Regions from separate parts of the Homo sapiens genome. Here region 2 is linked to region 1. The links are chromatin contacts, found by Hi-C or POLR2A ChIA-PET in ENCODE. All regions are on one chromosome and are shown on one strand. The core of a region is the stretch at or near the end of the contact, and the rest is flanking DNA. Distances in the headings are between cores, read along the strand shown.

Region 1 (2,700 bases), core at 200-2,699:
GTAGAGGGGCGGCGTGTGGCATTTGGGGGTGGGCAGGCAGCGACCCACTACCTTGTACTCTCGTAGCTGAAAGGAAACAGGAGTGAGGGTAAGGCCAGCACCCAGAGGCAACTGTGGAGATCCACCTCACTCCCTTTCCTACATCTAGTGACCACAGATTCGGGAAGCAGGAGGCAGGGCCACCCTAGGGCCTCCATGTGGATTCTTGGTGACTGTAGGTCACACTCCCGACCACAACTTTATACACAAAATGAACTGAGGAGAGGGAGGTCTCCAGGGAGGATTAATTGAGTTGCCTGCCTCTCCTTTGCCTGGGCTAAGGGTTTCAGACCAGGAAAGCTGTGGCTTAGACCCACAGCCTCCTTTCTTCATGCTGCAGTCCTGAATTGCTTTGCAGTCGCCGTCAAACAGCCACTCTGCACCTCAAAACATCCAGCCAACATCTTCTTTCACCCTGAGGCCCAGTGACCAGCATGGGATCTCACAGCCCATTCCAGGCAGAACTAGGACAAGACCTCAGGTCTCTCCCCAGCCCTGGGATCCCTGCACTGTTGCCACGCGAGCTGCGGCTGCCTCCGTTTTCCCAACTGCAATCCAAACGTTTGGCCCAGGGAAGACTCCCGGTTTACAGATGCAGAGGTGAGAATCTTTGGTCAAGTCCAGGCTCTGTGATATGGCACAAAGAAACCACCTCTGAAACTGACTCGCCAGCTTTTCACTAGTTATCAATGAAAAATAGTCACAAATTATCGCAGTTCCTACTTTTACTGTGAACCTGACCCACCGGCCTCGGCACACGTTCAGGAAGGGAACAATGGGGCCCGCCCCTTTGACAGCAAGGAAACCGAAGCTGGAGATCTGGACATAATACACCCACTCCATGGGAGTCCAGGTTCTCCTATCTCTGCGCCATAGAGCCGTTTGATTCTATCCAGTATGTACCACAGCGTTAAGCCTCACGCTCCCCGTTTCGGCTCACTGTTAGCAATTTTCATCTGCTTCTCACAGCCATTCCGGCAGAAAGAAAACACACTATTGCTCTACCGCCACGTCCACGTTGCAGAAAGGAAAACAGAAACTTGGCGGCTCGACGAGGTGCCGGGGCTAGGGCCTCTATGCTGCGCGACTTATTCCTTCCCCCGGGAAGAAGACCCGGAGTCCTTGGGCCCCCGCGATCCCTGAGCTGGCCCAGGTCACGCATCGCTCTCTCCACGCGGCTCCCACGATGGCCGCCATGTTGGGTGCAACAAGAGAAGGCGGCGCGCGGCCAAGGGGGGCCCAAACAGAAGCGCGCGGCACCAACCCGGCCCACGCCACTTATGCAGGCCCCTGATGGGGCCCGTGCCCCATCCCTTGGCCCCCTGCCGCGCCGCGCCCGCCTTACCGTGCCCGAGGCCTTCATGGCGTGCTCTCCGCGTTCGCCGCCACCCGCAAAAGGAAGTGTCCTCTGTCGCGCAGCCGTTCACCAGGCCTTCACTACCGGAAGACCCGCCCTCTCAATGCCGCACGTCCATTGGCTTCTCTGCCCCGCACTCAAAGCGACCCGCGTCTTCATTGGCTATGGATCCACCTGCTACTCAAAGTTCCGCCTCTCTTCAGCGAGACTTCGTTTCCCAGAAGGCAACGAGGCAAGCTCCACCTGTTCCACCACGACCGCAACGGAGCGTCTGCGCGCGCGGCACGTCGGGAGTTGTAGGCACTCCGCCAGTCCCGGCTGCAACTAGGGGCGGCGGCGCGCGCCGCCTGCAGGATGCCTAAGCATTGAACCTAAGCTACCTCGGGTGGCTGCGGTGTTTACCGTGAGATCCCGATGCTTCACACTCGGGGCCTCATCCTCCGGGGAGGTGTGTTACGGAGGTCTCCACCAGATACCTGAGGGTATCTGTAAAATGGGAATACAAATAATATATTTTTCTCCTAGCGATGTTGCAGCACGAATATTGAATAAGCTCTGGAATGCTGTTTTTGTTAATTTGGGGTCCGATTTGTGTTTCGTAGTAGCTGGGATTCAAACTCTGTCTGTCTGCCTCCAGTTCATAAGAACCTGAGGGAGCAGGGGTTGGGGGAGAGCGCGCGGAGAGCCGGAGAATGGATCAAGATCCAGCCGCCCACTTTGAGGGGCTTGGACTTAGCAGTTTGCTTGGGCAGAAAGAAGCCCTCCTGGGGATGAGGACGGGGACCAGATATGAAAAAAGAAACACCCGCAAACAACTCCCTGATGACAAGGCTATGAAGTAAAATTAAGAGGAAAGAGGCAGGAGGCTGAGGCATGAGAATCGTTTGAACCCAGGAGCCAGAGGTTGCAGTGACCCGAGATTGCGCCACTGTACTCCAGCCTGGGCGACAGAGTGAGACTCTGTCTCAAAAAAAAAAAAAAAAAAAAAAGACCAGGCGCGGTGGCTCACGCCTGTCATCCCAGCACTTTGGGAGGCCGAGGCGGGTGGATCACTTGAGGTCAGGAGTTCGAGACCAGCCTGGCCAACATGGCGAAACCCCGTCTCTACTAAAAATACAAAAATTAGCCGGGCGTGGTGGCGGGCGCCTGTAATCCCAGCTACTCGGGAGGCTAAGGCAGAAGAATCGCTTGAACCTGGGAGATGGAGGTTGTAGTAAGCCGAGATCTGGCCATTGCACTCCAGCCTGGGAGACAGGGCGAGACTCCGACTCAGAAAAAAAAGAAAGAAAGAAAGAAAGAAAATA
Region 2 (2,700 bases), core at 74-2,573, 250 kb before region 1:
CTCTGGGGTTGGCTGGGTGCCGTGGCTTATGCCTGTAATCCCAACATTTTGGGAGGCTGAGATGGGCAGATCGCTTGAACTCAGGAGTTCGAGACCAGCCTGGCCAACATGGTGAAACCCTGTCTCTACTAAAAATACAAAACTAGCAGGGCGTGGTGGCGCATGTCTGTAATCCCAGCTACTCTCGAGGCTGAGGCAGGAGAATCACTTGAACCCAGGAGGCAAAGGTTGCAGTGAGCCGAGATATCGCACCACTGTACTCCAGCCTGGGTAACAGAGCAAGACTGTCTTAAAAAAAAAAAAAAAGAAAAAGAAAATCCCTGGGGTCTGGATGTGGAAATGGACAGGTATAATGCATATTATACCCCATGTTTGTGGGGCCTGGAAGGAGGGGGTGGTTGGGGAAGGCTTCCTATCTGAGGCTGAGGCCTTGATGAGGATGTGACGGAAGAAGAAAGGAGGGAACAGAGCTCTGGGCAGTGGGGACAGCAAGTGCAAAGGCCCTGAGGCTGGACCAGCCTGCATTCTGGAGGATCAGCCATGTGGCTGGAGCCAAGTGAGCGACGGGGAGATGGATAGGATGGAAGCAGGGAAGTTGCAAGGCCAGGCACAATGGCTCATGCCAGTAATTCCAGTACCGTGGGAGGCCAAGGCGGGTGGATCACCTGAGGTCAGGAGTTCAAGACCAGCCTGGTCAACATGGTGAAACCCTGTCTCTACTAAAAATATAAAGATCAGGCCAGGCGCAGTGGCTCACGCTTGTAATTCCAGCATTGTGGGAGGCCATGGCGGGTGGATCACCTGAAGTCAGGAGTTTGAGACCAGCCTGGCCAACATGGTGAAACCCCATCTCTACTAAAAATACAAAAAATTAGCCAGGAGTGGTGGCAGATGCCTGTAATCCCAGCTACTCACGAGGCTGAGGCAGGAAAATCATTTGAATCCAGGAGGCGGAGGTTGCAGTGAGCCAAGATCGTGCCACTTCACTGCAGCCTGTGCAACAAGAGGAAAACTCCGTCTCAAACAAACAAAAAAAACCACCCAAATGTTAGCTGAGTGTAGTGGTGCATGCCTGTAATCCCAGCTACTCAGGAGGCTGAGGCAGGAGACTCGCTTGACCCAGGAGGCGGAGGTGGCAGTAAGCAGAGATCACACCACTGCACCCCAGCCTGGGCAACAAAGCGAGACTGTCTCAAAAAAAAAAAGGAGGCAGGGGAGTTGCAGAGGCTGGACTCTGTTGGGACGTTTATGAGCTTATTCCTAGGATGCTTGGAACATGGCAGGCAGGGACCCATTCCCCCGCCAGGCCCAAGGCAATGTGGCTCTGCTGCCCCCCGGTGGTGAGTGAGGCAGCCTTATGGCCTTTCTCAGTCCCAGATACTTCCTCCCTCCCCTCCCAGTTAAAACTGGTCAAATCTGCTCAGCGGCCTCCAACACACGGGTCCCTCCCTTCATCATGTCCTCACCTGGGGTGGAAGCCAAGGATTTAGACAGAGTCAGATCTGGCCCGAAACCTTCCTAGGATGCTCCTGATAACACATTCTGAGGTCCTATGCCCCTGTTTTCTTCACTAAATGGGGGTGATGGCAGTCTCTGATTCTCAGTGGATGCCTCGACTTGTTCCTGGATGTTGTCCTAGCCACCTCCTTCTCTCTGGCCACCTCCATTCCTGGCCCCAGCAGAACTTTCTCCCCCCAAGGCAGACACAGAGGCTTAAAAAAAATCTCAGGCGGGGTGCAGTGGCTCACGCCTATAATCCTAGCACTTTGGGAAGCCAAGGCGGGTGGATCACCTGAGGTCAGGAGTTCAAGACCAGCCTGGCCAACATAATGAAACCCCACCTCTACTAAAAATACAAACATTAGGCCAGGCTTGGTGGTTCATGCCTGTAATCCCAGCACTTTGAGAGGCCAAGGCGGGAGAATCACTTGAGGTCGGGAGCTCGAGACCAGCCTAGCTAACATGGTGAAACCCCATCTTTACTGAAAATACAAAAATTAGCCGGGAGTGTTGGTGTGTGCCTGTAATCCCAGCTACTTGGGAGGCTGAGGCAGGAGAATCACCTGAACCTAGGAGGCGGAGGTTGCAGTGAGCCAAGATGGTACCACTGGACTCCAGCCTGGGCAACAGAGCAAGATCCCTTCTCAAACAAACAAACAAACAAACAAAAAATTAGCCGGGCGTGGTGGCACGCCTGTAGTCTCCGCTACTCGGAGCCTGAAACAGGAGAATCACTTGAACCTGGGAGGCAGAGGTTGCAGTGAGCCGAGATCATGCCACTGCAGTCCAACCTGGGCGACAAAGTGAGACTGTCTCAAAAAACAAAAACAAAAAACCCACCACCTCAGTCCTGCCACAGGACCTTTGCACATGCAGTACCCACTGCCTGGTGCCAATCTTTCTTTAGCTGTGCCCAGGCCTTGGCTCAAACATCACCTCCCCAAGAGGTCCCTGTCTGAATACATCTTGTTTATCCATTAGTTTTATCACTGAATTCCCTAAGCTGACTGAGAAGTCATTGATGGAGGGACTATGTTTTCTTTATAGCAATGCCTTTAGCACCTGGATCTCAGTAGGTGCCTCATAAGTGCTTGGCGTCTGAAGGAAGGTACCTCCCTGTTGCCCAGCACCCAAATGTGGGCTCTATATTGTTCTCTCTTCTCCCCGTTAAAGGTCTGTGGATGGCCCAGCGTGTGGCTT

Evidence for each region. Hi-C counts contacts between places; a loop is a spot of excess contacts on that map. ChIA-PET counts read pairs that join two places held with the same protein, here RNA polymerase II (POLR2A). Pooled maps may share reads with other maps.
Region 2: a loop to region 1 is called in a map of CD8-positive, alpha-beta T cell, with 3 times the contacts of the local background. The contact joins the enhancer-like site here to the promoter of RPL18A in region 1. A Hi-C loop is called at or near these places in 2 of 168 maps with a recorded cell type or tissue (CD8-positive, alpha-beta T cell and naive thymus-derived CD4-positive, alpha-beta T cell) and 9 of 50 pooled maps. POLR2A ChIA-PET finds 5 or more read pairs at or near these places in 6 of 52 experiments (AG04450, BJ, GM10248 and 3 more).

Annotation. Positions count from the first base shown.
Region 1 is chr19:17,858,659-17,861,358 of GRCh38, reverse strand. RPL18A (ribosomal protein L18a) reads right to left here and starts at 1,449. Exons shown (of 5, transcript NM_000980.4): 1 at 1,385-1,449; 2 at 1-66. The coding sequence starts at 1,402. RefSeq lists enhancers at 1,454-1,833, 1,166-1,901.
Region 2 is chr19:18,111,799-18,114,498 of GRCh38, reverse strand. All of the region lies in intron 3 of MAST3 (microtubule associated serine/threonine kinase 3), which reads right to left. Among named protein-coding and RNA genes, the nearest start is that of MAST3, 15 kb to the right of the region's middle. Within about 2 kb of position 1,323, at least 3 of the 41 ENCODE cell types and tissues checked have a DNase peak (open chromatin) inside an H3K27ac peak, as active enhancers do.